Regions from separate parts of the Homo sapiens genome. Here region 1 is linked to region 2. The links are chromatin contacts, found by Hi-C or POLR2A ChIA-PET in ENCODE. All regions are on one chromosome and are shown on one strand. The core of a region is the stretch at or near the end of the contact, and the rest is flanking DNA. Distances in the headings are between cores, read along the strand shown. Region 1 overlaps ZBTB7C (zinc finger and BTB domain containing 7C). Region 2 holds the start of ZBTB7C-AS1 (ZBTB7C antisense RNA 1).

Region 1 (5,833 bases), core at 23-2,522, 55 kb before region 2:
GGAGGTTCTTAGGCCAAGGAGAGCAGAGTCCAGGATGCAGAGGCTACAACAACCTGTTTGAAGGAAATAAATGGAAAATGTACTTGTGGTTTAAAAATCAACAAACACCACCACAGATCCACTGAAACCAGGCCCCTGCTTTCAAGCATCTTACCAGGCAGGGCCCTGTGTGTGCCATGTAGAGAGAGGGCTGGACCAGGCAAACCCCAAGCTGTCCCATGCGTGTGCACGCCTTTACTGTTTGCACAAGTGTGTATAGAAGGCCTGCCTTTGGCCTCACCCTGTACCAGGTCTTCTGCCCTGGAGAAGTTTTCATTCTAGGAGGGAATACCTGGGGGCAGAGGCAGCACCTCCTGGGAGAGAGCAGGGTGACCAGCCTCTCGAGCCAGCAGAGGCACAGTCACATTCCTTTTGATTCAGCGGCCCTTTGCAGCACCATTGTCTGCAGAGCACTGGTACTATGGGGAATGGGCTGTCACCCTGACTGTGCAGGCCTGGGGTGAGGGTGGCAGGAGACTACCACATGTACCCAAGGCCACAAGGGAAGCTGAACGTGGACGCTGCCAGGTCTAGTGAGCCACCCCGGAACCCTGGTGTTCGGTGTTGACTTTGAACCAGGCACCCTGGACTTGCAGGTGCAGGTAGGGCTCCATGACCTTTTCCATGGTGGTGGTGTGGCAGTCTCCCTGAATAGGGCAGCAGGAGACCCAGTGTCACCTTGGCCTTTGCTGTGGTCTGTCTACTGTGGTACACTGAGTTGGTAGCCGTGTGGCTCATCCCAGGGCTCCCCCTGGGACGGTGATGTTGTGAGCACATTGTTCTCTATTCTAGAAGGACTACCATGAACAGATGCTCTTAGAGGAGCCACAAGCAGACAACCCAGTGTTCCCTGGCCACCCAAGGCCACCACCCTCTAGTCAGGCCAGACAGGGCTGGCTGGGAGGCAGGGGCCTTAAGATATGAGACACGGCCTAGTGATAGGGCCCTGTGAGTTGGGGCAGTGGGGTTAGTGCCGTGATGGATGGGATTACACGGGGAGTGTGGCTCTCTGGGGGCTTTCATCTTCCAGGAAGAAATGGGGCTTTTCAGGTGGATAAGAAGATCTTCACAGAGATCCAGAGGTGAGTGAGGGACAGCAGGCCCCACAGGAGACTGCAAAGACTTCAGGGTGGCTGGCTAGGGGTGTGTAGAGCAGAGGAAGGAGAGGAGAAGGAGGGGGACTCAAAGGCCCTCAGTGGTCAGGTGGTGGCTGGCTTACGTCCAGTTGGCCAACTTCAAAATCCCCTGTGCTTACGCTGCAGGAGAGGCCTCCGCGGGTTTTAAGCCTGGGAGTGACAGGGTCAGATCTGTGTCTTAGTAATGCTTCTGATGGTTGCGTGAGGGCTTCTTGGGGACAGGAAGGACAGGAGGGCTTGAAGGCAGAGAGTTCAGGCCTACCAAAGAACGCTGGGGAGAAATGGTGTTTTCGTTTGCTCAGGCTGCCGTAGCAAATCACACATACTGAGTTGAGTGGGTGAGGTCATAGGAATTGATTGTCTCATGGCTCTGCAGGCCAGGTGTCTGAGATCAAGCTGTCAGCAGGGTTGGTTCCTCCTGAAGCTGTGAGGGGAACCTGCTGCAGGCCTCTGCCAGCTTCTGGAGGGCTGCTGGCAGCCTGTGGCACTCCTTGGCTTCAGCTGCATCACCCAAGCTCTGCCTTCCCATCACACGGCCTTCCTGCGCATGCTGGTGTCCAAACCTCCCCTTTTTATAAGGACACCAGTCAGGCTAGATTAGAGACCTACTCTCATCCGGTATGACCTCATCCTAATTAATTACATCTGCAGTGTTCTTATTGCCAAATAAGGTACTTGAAGGTAGGACCTTACCACATGAATTCGGGGTGGACACAGTTCAACCCACAACAAATGATGAGGGTCTAGTGGCTGTGGGGGCCATAGGATGGAGAGGAGGGATGGATCCACAGGCACTCAGGAGATGGACTGAGCGGGCTCAGGATGCACAGAGTGTGGGCTGACGGAGCGGGGTTTTAGGATGACTGCTGGCTTCTGATGAGAAGTTGTCAGGGGGAGGAAGCAGGAAAGGATTTCTACTTGCCTTGGAAAATTGGCGAGGAGCTTGAGATGTGTCTGGCCCGGAGACCCAGGTTTGGGACTCGTCAGTGTATGCCACCTTCGCCCCCCAGGGAGTGAGCACCCAGAAGCCAGCCATGTAGATCTCTCTTCCCTCAACTCCTAGCAACTGGGTTGCCCTCGCTGCCCATTTTGCCTCGTGATTCTGCAAGGTTATGCAACTGCTTCCAATGTGTCTGCAGCACTCTCTCCACCAGACTGTGAGCCTCAGAGACCAGAGACTGCATTTTCTACCCCCTCAGGCTTCTCTGATGCCCAGCAAGTCCACACAGCTCTTCCTCCTTACTGGTGAGCTGGAGAAAACAAATTTCTCTTCAGCACAATAAAGAACTTGAAAACAAGAAAAGCTGCCCACCATGAAATCAGCTGCCTGCTGTGGTAGTGAGTGCCCCATGGCTGGTATAAACCAAAAATAAAATTCTAAGTCCCCCACTGACTGAATGGACTCCTCCTCTCAGCCAAGGGGATTCCATAGAAACCCGAAAAACTAGTTCAAGCCATGAAGGGAAGAGAGGGTTGGACACGCCTTATTATACTCTCCTCCTTTTGGAATTCAGGCACGACTGACCAGCATTGACAATAAAACAGAGATGTTAAGACTGACAAGACAAACTCTTTTGTACCATTAAGATAACAACCTGACTTTAGTATAGCATCACATGACAGCAGGCCCTGAAGGAAAATCAAAGTACTTTACCCCAAAATATATTTCTTTAGCATATTTTGAATTATGTCAAAAAAGTCTGAAAATATGCCCTGAAAATCTGTCTACTGTGGGGGAAATTTACATTCTGTAGAAAATCCCTTTCCCTTTCCAGGTCTTTTTCTGATCCTGAAGAGAGTAGCTGAGAGACCAGCACCTTTTAAAGGTCTAAATGGGAAACACTTGCCATCTATTGCCTCTAAGGGTGGCCATTTATGAGGCTTCATCTACATAACAAGAACTTTAGTCTTGACAGCCCCTTACCTTAACCCAGACACTCCTTTCTATTGATTCCAGGTTTTAAAATAATAACTTAACTCTTTCAACCAAGTGCCAATCAGAAAATCTTTGAATCCACCAATGGTTTGTAATTCACTGCTTCAAGTTGTCCCACATTTCTGGACTGAACCAATGTATACCTCTCATATATTGATTGATGTCTTATGACTCGCTAAAACACATAAAACCAAGCTGTAACCCAACCACCTTGGCCACATGTTCCCAGGACCTCCTGAGGCTGTGTCATGGGCTGTGTCTTCCCATTTGGCTCAGAATAAATATTTTTGAATATTTCACAGAGTTTGGCTTTTTTGGTCAACACTGGGAGTAAGCCTACCAAGCTGGGGATGCTATGGAGAGGAGTCTACCCCAAGTGGACCGTTGGCTTCTGTGTCTTCTAAGGTTCTGCTAATGTCAAGATTGAATAATGAGGATGACCACGATTCCATGAGCAGGATTATTGGAACTGGTCTTTTTAACCTAGAACCTGGAGGAGATTTATCATTAATCAATGTATTTTATCATTTTATGTTTCACCCACTTCAAAAGAGGACTAGTGACATTGTGAGTTTTATAAACACATATATGCAACAAGATGGCTAAAAATAAGGTTGGAGACCATATGATCCAGCAATCCCACTTCTAGATATAAACCCGAAGGAATTGAAAGCAGAGACTCAAACAGATCCTTGTACACCTATGTTCATAGCAGCATTATTCACAATAGCCAAGAGGTGGAGGCAAACCAGTGTTCACTGATGGATGAGTGGATAAACTTGATATATACATAAAATAGAATATTATTTAGCCTTAAAAAGTAGGGAATTTTGACACATGCTACCACATGTCACAGGGTAAACCCCAAAATTGGGGTTCTTGGCTTTATGCAGGAAGAAATTCAAGAGCGAGCTAACAGAGTGAAGTGAATGCAAGTTTATTAAGAAAGTAAAGGAATAAAAGGGTTGCTACTGTCATGGCAGTGGTGGGAGTTTCCTTTAGCATGCTGATGTATTATAATTAGCATATAATGAGCAATGAGGGTGGCCATCTTGGTTTTGGTAGGTTTTAACCAGCTTCTTTACTGCATCCTGTTTTATCAGCAGGGGCTTTGTGACCCGTATCTTTTGAAACCAGTCCTGCCAACATGTTTGAACCTTGAGGACATTATGTTAAGTGAAATAAACCAAATGCAAAAGGACAAACACTGCATGATTCCATCATATGAGGGACCTAGCATAGTTAAATTCCTAGAGACAGAGAATAGCTGGTGGTTGCCCATGGCTGGGAGGAGGGAAGAATGGGGAATTTATGTTTATTGGAGACAGTTTCAGTTTGGGAAAATGAAAAAAAGTTCTGGAGGTGGATGGTGGGGATAGTTGCCCAACAATGTAAATGTGTTTAATGTCACTGAACTGTACACTTAAAATAATTAAAATGGTAAATTTTCATGTTATGTGTATTTTACCACAATTTTAAAAAATTGACTTGGAGAAAAAGCAGCCACCAGTCTTTCCAAGTCTACCCTGTGTCGTGGCACCAAGGAGTGCACAGTGGCCTCTAAGTGGTGCCTGCACACGGTGTCCGCTCTCACCGCAAGGCAGGCTGATGCGTGTCCAAGCACCTTTGACTCACCTCACCCTGCATTTGCCACACACGTTGTCACAGCTGTGCAACCGGAGGCCATTTTTCATCCCAGCCCTACATTTTGACAGCTCCATGGAACCACCTCACATGAAAGCTCGGCCCAGAGAGGGGCTCCTTTGCTCTGACATTGCCCGTTAGCCAGTTTCTTCTTAGTGCCCATTCCCATCCCTGCCAAAATTTTCCAGCATGTCCTTTAGCCCAATGGAGCCTCTGCATTGGGGTCAGAACAGTCAGAACCAGTACCCAAATAAGAAGGTAATAAATTTGGATAAAGCACATGCTGTCTGTGCCCAGTCCTCTTTACTGCTGTCTAAAATGTAGCTGCTTTCTTTTCAGATTTGATCTAGATTAAAGTGTTTGCTTCATTTATGTCAAGAGCAATGAGATGCCAACAAAGGCGAGGTATTCTGATAACACAGATCTGTTATCATGGGGATACAGTAGGAGCTGTTTAATCTCTAGCACGCACAGGAGAAACCATTGAAGACGGAAAGGTTCAGGGAAAGAGTGGGTCCCACTCAATGCAAGTGCAGGACACTCTGGTTGTAATTATGAAAACATCAGCTCAAGAGTGACTGGGGCCATCACTAAAGGTTCTTCTGCAGCAGGCCATCATGGGCACATTAATTTCCAGACACTGGAGGGTTTGCGGACAGAAAACTAAAAGTAAAGGCACCTGTGTAGTCAAAAACAAAACCCTGGTCATTGAGAAAGTTAAAGGACAGCAGGATTGAGGATTGTGTCTAGGGCAAAAAGCCATTCTGGCCCGCATCTTCTTCCTCTAGTGTACCAGCCTCATTCCTTCCAAAAGGTCTGTGCCCTGGCTGCTCCCACTATGAGAGCTCCAGGGAGAACTGCCCCCGCTGAAACCAGGAGCCAGGCGAGGGTGTAAGCTGGGGGAGCTGCAAAACAGATTCTCTCGCCGGTCTCCGGCTGGAGGAAAGGCCTTCCCTTTGTGGGTCTAAGCCAGACCTTGTACGTGGCTGCACTTGGGTTTGAGGAGTTTTGTAGCCCCCACACATAGTAGTGGTCCAGGCTGGCCAGGCAGAGGAGGGTTTTCAGCATTCTTCGAAGT
Region 2 (6,116 bases), core at 889-3,388:
CTAAATGAGTTAATATGTCTAAAGTCATCTGAACAGTATCTAGTATACAGTAGGTGCTTAATGTCTGGAGCTCCTTCCAAGTGCACAGCACTTACAGTGGTTAAGTTATTCACACTCTAGGTTATGCTGAGCTTTCTGAGAGATCCAGAGAAGGCAGGGAGGCCCATTCTCTGCATTCAAGGGGCTTACTAGCCTTTACTTAGAGATGCAAAAAAAAGCGCTTATGAAACAACAGCCAACAAGAAAATGCATCATCCAAGTGCTGGAGGGGTCCTGGTGGGTTAAAGAAGGAGGATCACGAGGTAAGCACTTGATCTGAACCATGGGTAGACAGGGAGACAGAAGGGAAATCTAGCAGATGAGTATGTTTGTGTATACATATGTATGTGTGTGAGTATGAGTGGTGTTGTGACTGTGTGTATGGGTTAACATGAGAGTGTGTGTATGTGCATGTTTGCCAAAAGAGCATGAACAAAGGCTTACCCTGGAATGAGAAGTCTGAGTCTTCAGCTCCCCTAGGCAGCACCACATTTTGTGGTTGTGTTGCGGCCACATGCTCCTCTCCCGCTTGTTGCTGGGACCGGGAACATGCCTGCCTGTGAGTCCAGGAGCAAGCCCTTGTGCATAACCCGGGGTGTGATTAATTTAATTATTTCAAAAGCCCCTTTGGTATTTCATGAGGGTCATGCCCCTGGCTGTGGGCTTGAATACAACTGCAGCAGGTTTCAATAAAATCAATTAATTTAATTTGATTTGGTTTTATGTACTTGGAGTTGGTGCCTCTTGAACTCAGTATGAAAATTATTGCAGAATAAAAATGCATATTAGTACTCAGAGCCCACTGTCCTTGGACTCTTCGTGGAGCCTGCAGTGCTGATCACAAAGGCAAATCCCCTCTGACCTGGCAGGAGCCTCCGCCAACTGTCCACCTAGTTAACCCCCTCCAGCTCCAGACAGTGCTTATGGCAGCTCCTGGGCTGTTTGGAGTGTTCTTCTCACTTCCCAAAGCACTTTCTTATCTGGTAGTGAAGCTAAGGCATTTCCATTTTGCATTCGTGAAATGGACTCAAAGAGACTTTGGATGGCCTTGGTCACTAGCTTACTGGTTTTTTTGTTGTCCCTCTTAATGAAACTAATTGAAGCAATATGGTGCAGTGGATTGAAAGGCAGCTCTGCCTCTCAAGAGACACATGAATTTGGGCAAGTCCTTTCACTTCTCTGGGCTTTCTTTGTCTGTAAGAGGGCTGGACATCTGCTTGAAAGGCTGATTCCAGCTGTCAGAATCACACAATCAGTGGGACAGCTGGTCTTCCTGAGCTACTTTGGGGAGCCTGTCCCACTGTTAAGCCCCACTCCATTTCCATTTCATCCAAGAGGGCTCCCAGCCAGTTCATGGAATGGGTGATGGGATTGAAGATGGGCCCTGCACTCTCCAGGAGTGGCTTCTCCCCCACATTGCTACGGATCAGAGCAAATGTTGCTTTCAAGAAGGGAGGAGCTCAGGGGCCTAGAAAGCATCTGACCAGCCCACTATTTTACAGATGAGGGAACCCAGCTTCAGAGTCACACAGCCACTGTCCAGGGCCATGCTCATGCCCAGCCACATTCACAGTTATTATAAAGGGGGGAGATTTTGCTCAGGGCTCATTTTCCAACTGTCCTTTTCATTCTTTTCTCCTGTCAGGATGGGAGAGAGATGGCCAAGCCATCTTTGGGGCCTCTCCAATAAAGCAGATGCTGACATCAGTCATTCCAGCGCCCCTACATCCCTTCTCAGGCCCAGTAGCTGCCGCTTCACTGAGGACCAACGGGCCCCATTCGGAAACATCCCCCACCAGTGCCTGACATCCCACCCTTAGCAGTTTCATTCTCCTAGACAGGAGGGCCTGCCCTCCCTCAGCCCTTCCTACTGACTGCATGCTGAGCATGAACGTTCATCCTCCTCAGTGACATTTTTCTCCCATAGGTCTTACCTGCCCAGAGCTCTTCTGTAGCAGAAACTGAGCCTGTCCTCTCCATCCTGCGTCTCTTATTTACTGAGAGGCACTATTGTGTGCTGAGAACTGCCCTGGGCACTCCCTGTACATTATCTCATTGAATCCAGCATTGGCCCCGGAAGATGGGCATTACGGTCCCTATTTTCCTGTGGGGGAACTTCAGCTCAGAGAGGAGACAGAATTTTACAAGGTCACACACAGCTATGAAGTGACAGGGCCAGGATTCAACCCCACATCTAACTCCAAGACTCTTGGACCATACCATGTGATCTCCCTCGTGCATAGGAGGTGCTTAACAGATCCTTAATGACCATGTAGCCAATACATCCCTCTGCCAAACCCCAAATGTGGGGGAAGAGGTAATAATAGTAACAACTGTCTATGAAGTCCCTATTATGTGCCAGGCACCAAACCGCAGCACTCAGTGAGGTGAATACTATTACTATCTCAATTTTACAGATGCAACAACTGAGGCATAGAGAAGTCACTTGCCCAAGGTCACCCAGCAGGTAGGTGAGCTGGGCTTCAGTGCGGCCCTGCCTCTGAGGTGGAGTCCCTGCCTCCACTGTTGCTGGATCCTCCTTTAGCTCCCCGTGGCTCTGTTTCCGGTAGAAGGTAGAAGGCTGCAGGGAAGGAGGCTGGGGCCAGGGGTGGTGTTTGCGCCTCGGGGACGCCTGCAGCTGGCACTGCCCTCCACCCAGCTGATAACTACAGCCGGGTCTGGCACGAAGCCCTGCCTGGAGGTGGGCGGCCTGCGGCGGCGGGGGGTCTGGCTCTGCGTTCGCCCCTCTCAGCCCCGCCTCGCCCCCTGCGGGGTCAGTGCGGGTCCCGCCCGCCCGGGCAGGCGCCGGCCTCTCAGGCGGTAACCGGGTAACCGTGGGCAGGGGCGGTGCCGCGCCGGGCCGCGGCCTCCCGGGGAGGCGGGCGGGTGGGGAGGTCGAGCTGGAGCGATGTGAGAATGCGGAGGAGAGGCCCGGGAAACAGGCTGCGGCCGCGGGGAGGGGCGCCCGGGAGGAGGGCGATGGCTCCCGCAGGAGGAGAGAGAGGCCGCGGGGGCGCAGAGTGGAGGGAGAGGGCGGGGCGCCCGGGAAGGGGCGGGGATAGAGGAGGGGCCTCCGGAGCGGGGCGGGGCTGGGGCGGGGCGCCCGGGCCGGGCCGGGCCGGGCAGCCGAGTGAACGCTGCAGGAAGGGGGCTGCGGGCAGGCACGGAGTCCGGGGCGCTTGTGGCCGGGCGGAGCGGCTGTGGTTGCTTCATGTCCCGGATTCTGCTTTCTCAGAGGTCAGGCGAGTGGGGCCGGCAGGGAGAGAAAGGTGGGCGAACCAGTCTGAACAGGCCGGGCAACTGGAGGAGCGTGGGCCCGGCGAACTGGGGTGCTGCCCAGCACCCTCTACCCTCACCACGCTCGGGAATTTTTCGTGAATCCGCCCCGTTGGTTTTACAGTTTCCTCTCATCCCGGCCCCACCCTGTCTCCTGACCCGCCCTCCCTTCCTCCCCTCTCTGAGCTGGCTCTTCCAAGGGATCGGTTAGCCAAAGGGAGGCACCAGCTCTTTCCCTGGACTCTCCCACTCCCAGCCCTCCTGGAGAACTCAAATCTTGCACGTGCTCTTTCTCTTTCCCTGCCCCCGTCCCCCAGGCCCTCTGGGTCTTGGTGAAGGAGACCTTGAGTCAGCCCAGGAGGCCCTCCCTCCCCCACAGCCCCCTTTAGGGTCCCTTCTGGGTCCCCCCCACCTCCTCCAGCCCCAAGCACCCAGGGCCCACAAGCTGCCAGGCCTCTGCTGGCAGGCAGGGAAGACCCAGGCAACCTTAGAAGGGTGGGAACCACACCCTTCTCATGGCTGTGTGCGTTTTGCTTGAAGGTGTCTGCAATCAAAGACGACCCCCCACTGCTCCCCCGGCACTGGAAAAAAAAAAAAAAAAAACTTGTCTCAAATGGTGGAATTCCAGATGCAGGACCCCAGATTTGGGGGATAGGGAGCAGATATTTGGGACAGGGGAGGCCTTTCAGGGATCCCTCATATCACATCAAGAAGGCCACCTGGCCCCCCTCAGACTGCCACTGCCCTCTCAGGTGTCTCTCCCTGCGGCCAGTTCAACTTCTCACTCATCCCAAGGCTGTGAGTTCTTACATTTTCAGGTAGCAAACAGGTGCCCTTACTATGGCAAGGGGGAGATTGGTAGGTTGCTGAGCTTGTGTTTTCTACAAGCTTGGAGCTCTTTGATCAAGATTGCCACTATTTATACATCAGGGATGTTATTTAATAGATCCAGGATCTTTATTATTTAACCGGGATCTTTAACAGCTGGACCACAGGCATCCTCAGCCCAGTCCTGGGTTTAATAGATGAGGCCCTTGAGACCCAGAGCGGGAGATGACCTGCCCAAGATCATACTACTAGTTAGTGGCAGAGCTGGAACTCTGACTAGCCTCCCAGCTCCTCATCCCAGCGTGCCTGCTGTTATACTGTGCTTTAATTTTAGGGTAGCTCCATGTTAGGGACCTAGCATAGCACCTATGTGGCACAGAGTAGTTGCTCAGTAGATACCGGTGAGATGCATGAACAAGCCCTCAACAAGAGGACTGGATTAATGCATCTTTTGGAAGAAGTGAGGCTTCCACAGTGCTTGGGATTCTAGCTCCTTGTCACTGAGTGTGCTAGCGAAATGTTTCTCTAGGGTAGTTGGCCAGCAGTGACCCCCATCGGAGCCTGGCATCATCTTTGGTCACTTCAAGCAAGCCCAGTCATTGTGCGGGAGGAGACTGTGGGTCTGGAGGTGGGTCCGAGCATGAGCCAAATTGGCAACTCCAGATCAGAGCGATTAATGCTGTGACTCTTTTCCATTCATTACCCTCAACCAGTATCTGAACAGGTTGCAAAAGACCAAGGCATGTCTGTTCCTGCAGGGGTTCTTGTCATCCTGCGGCCCTGCCAGGCACTGTGTGAAGAGACCACAGCCCCACAGATCCAGAATCTCTGGGGGCTGGAGGCCCCCTGGGCTCTGGGCTGCCCAGCGCTCTGTGAACCTAATGTTCATGCCTCTGGGGTCCTGCCTGCTGGGCATTGACTACTATGGCATGTGGGATGGGGGCAGCACTTTGGTAAAAAGTAAAAGTAGGAGAAATTCAGGTCATTCAGGCTACTATTACCAATTTTAATAAAGTATTTGGAGAAGAAAGAGGGTAAAATGAATGATTAAAATAATATTTTGCATGTAGTAGAAGTTCAGGAACCTCACTGATTTGAAACTTAGGAGAGTTGAGCTTGGCTTTGGTAAAGTTGATCTTTGCACCATCTGTGGACACAGAGGTGATGAATGAATTAGTGTAGGCATGATTTGTAGTAGCAAGAAAGGAACATGCATCTGACTTTCTTGTGATGATGAATTTTGACCAGAAGCAATTCAGCTCCATTCATCTTGGTAAGCCTTTTTATGGGCCACCTTCCAAGTGCCAGGCCCTGTGCTAAATGTCCTGTAAGTATTACTTTATTGAATCCTCGTAAGATCCCTATGAGGTAGGAATTATCATTTTTCCCATTTTAAAGACAAGGAAACTGAGGTTGATTAAGTAGAAGACCACCGGGATTCACACTAGAGCAGTCTGACTCTAGGATCGGTGTGCTTAACCACCACATGTGCAGGTATTTTATGTGTTAGGACAAGGGGAATAGAAAAGGAAAAAATAAATAAATAAGCCATGACCCCTACCCTTCCAGAAGCTTCTGATCTCTTTGGGAAAAGAAAACACAGAATGTGGTTATGCTCCTTGAGGCCAGGAGTGGACTTGACTCTCTGCATCCCCTGTCGCCTCTGAGAAAGGGGCTGAGGAAGATGGAAGTGGAGCAGTTGGCCAGGCCTTCATCCTCTTCCCCTACACTGTATCTCCCCAGCCCCTACCCTCCTCTGGGGAGCTCACCCTGTGTGGGGAGGCCCAGGAATTTGCCTTCAGCTTCATGCTCCCCTGTAGCCTGTCCCTTCCCCCAGCGGCTTCATGCTCACCCCAGATTATCAGTAAAACCAGGTGCCTTCAAAACCTCGAGATGGATGGACAGGGCGGTGAGGTGAAGAAGGCCATGCCTGACACGCTTCACTTGCCATCCTCTGCTTTTGGAGTCTATCT

The links. A loop is a pair of places that touch in the nucleus more often than their neighbours do. ChIA-PET counts read pairs that join two places held with the same protein, here RNA polymerase II (POLR2A). Pooled maps may share reads with other maps.
Region 1: a loop to region 2 is called in a pooled map of heart left ventricle, with 2.4 times the contacts of the local background. The contact joins the enhancer-like site here to the promoter of ZBTB7C-AS1 in region 2. A Hi-C loop is called at or near these places in 1 of 168 maps with a recorded cell type or tissue (endothelial cell of hepatic sinusoid) and 3 of 50 pooled maps. POLR2A ChIA-PET finds 5 or more read pairs at or near these places in 1 of 52 experiments (HEK293).

Annotation. Positions count from the first base shown.
Region 1 is chr18:48,212,875-48,218,707 of GRCh38, reverse strand. The region is part of intron 2 of ZBTB7C (zinc finger and BTB domain containing 7C); the gene reads left to right. Among named protein-coding and RNA genes, the nearest start is that of ZBTB7C-AS2, 37 kb to the left of the region's middle. Within about 2 kb of position 1,272, at least 6 of the 41 ENCODE cell types and tissues checked have a DNase peak (open chromatin) inside an H3K27ac peak, as active enhancers do.
Region 2 is chr18:48,158,738-48,164,853 of GRCh38, reverse strand. ZBTB7C-AS1 (ZBTB7C antisense RNA 1) reads right to left here and starts at 2,138. Exons shown (of 5, transcript XR_001753437.2): 1 at 1,974-2,138. The region is part of intron 3 of ZBTB7C (zinc finger and BTB domain containing 7C); the gene reads left to right. RefSeq lists a silencer at 3,019-3,218.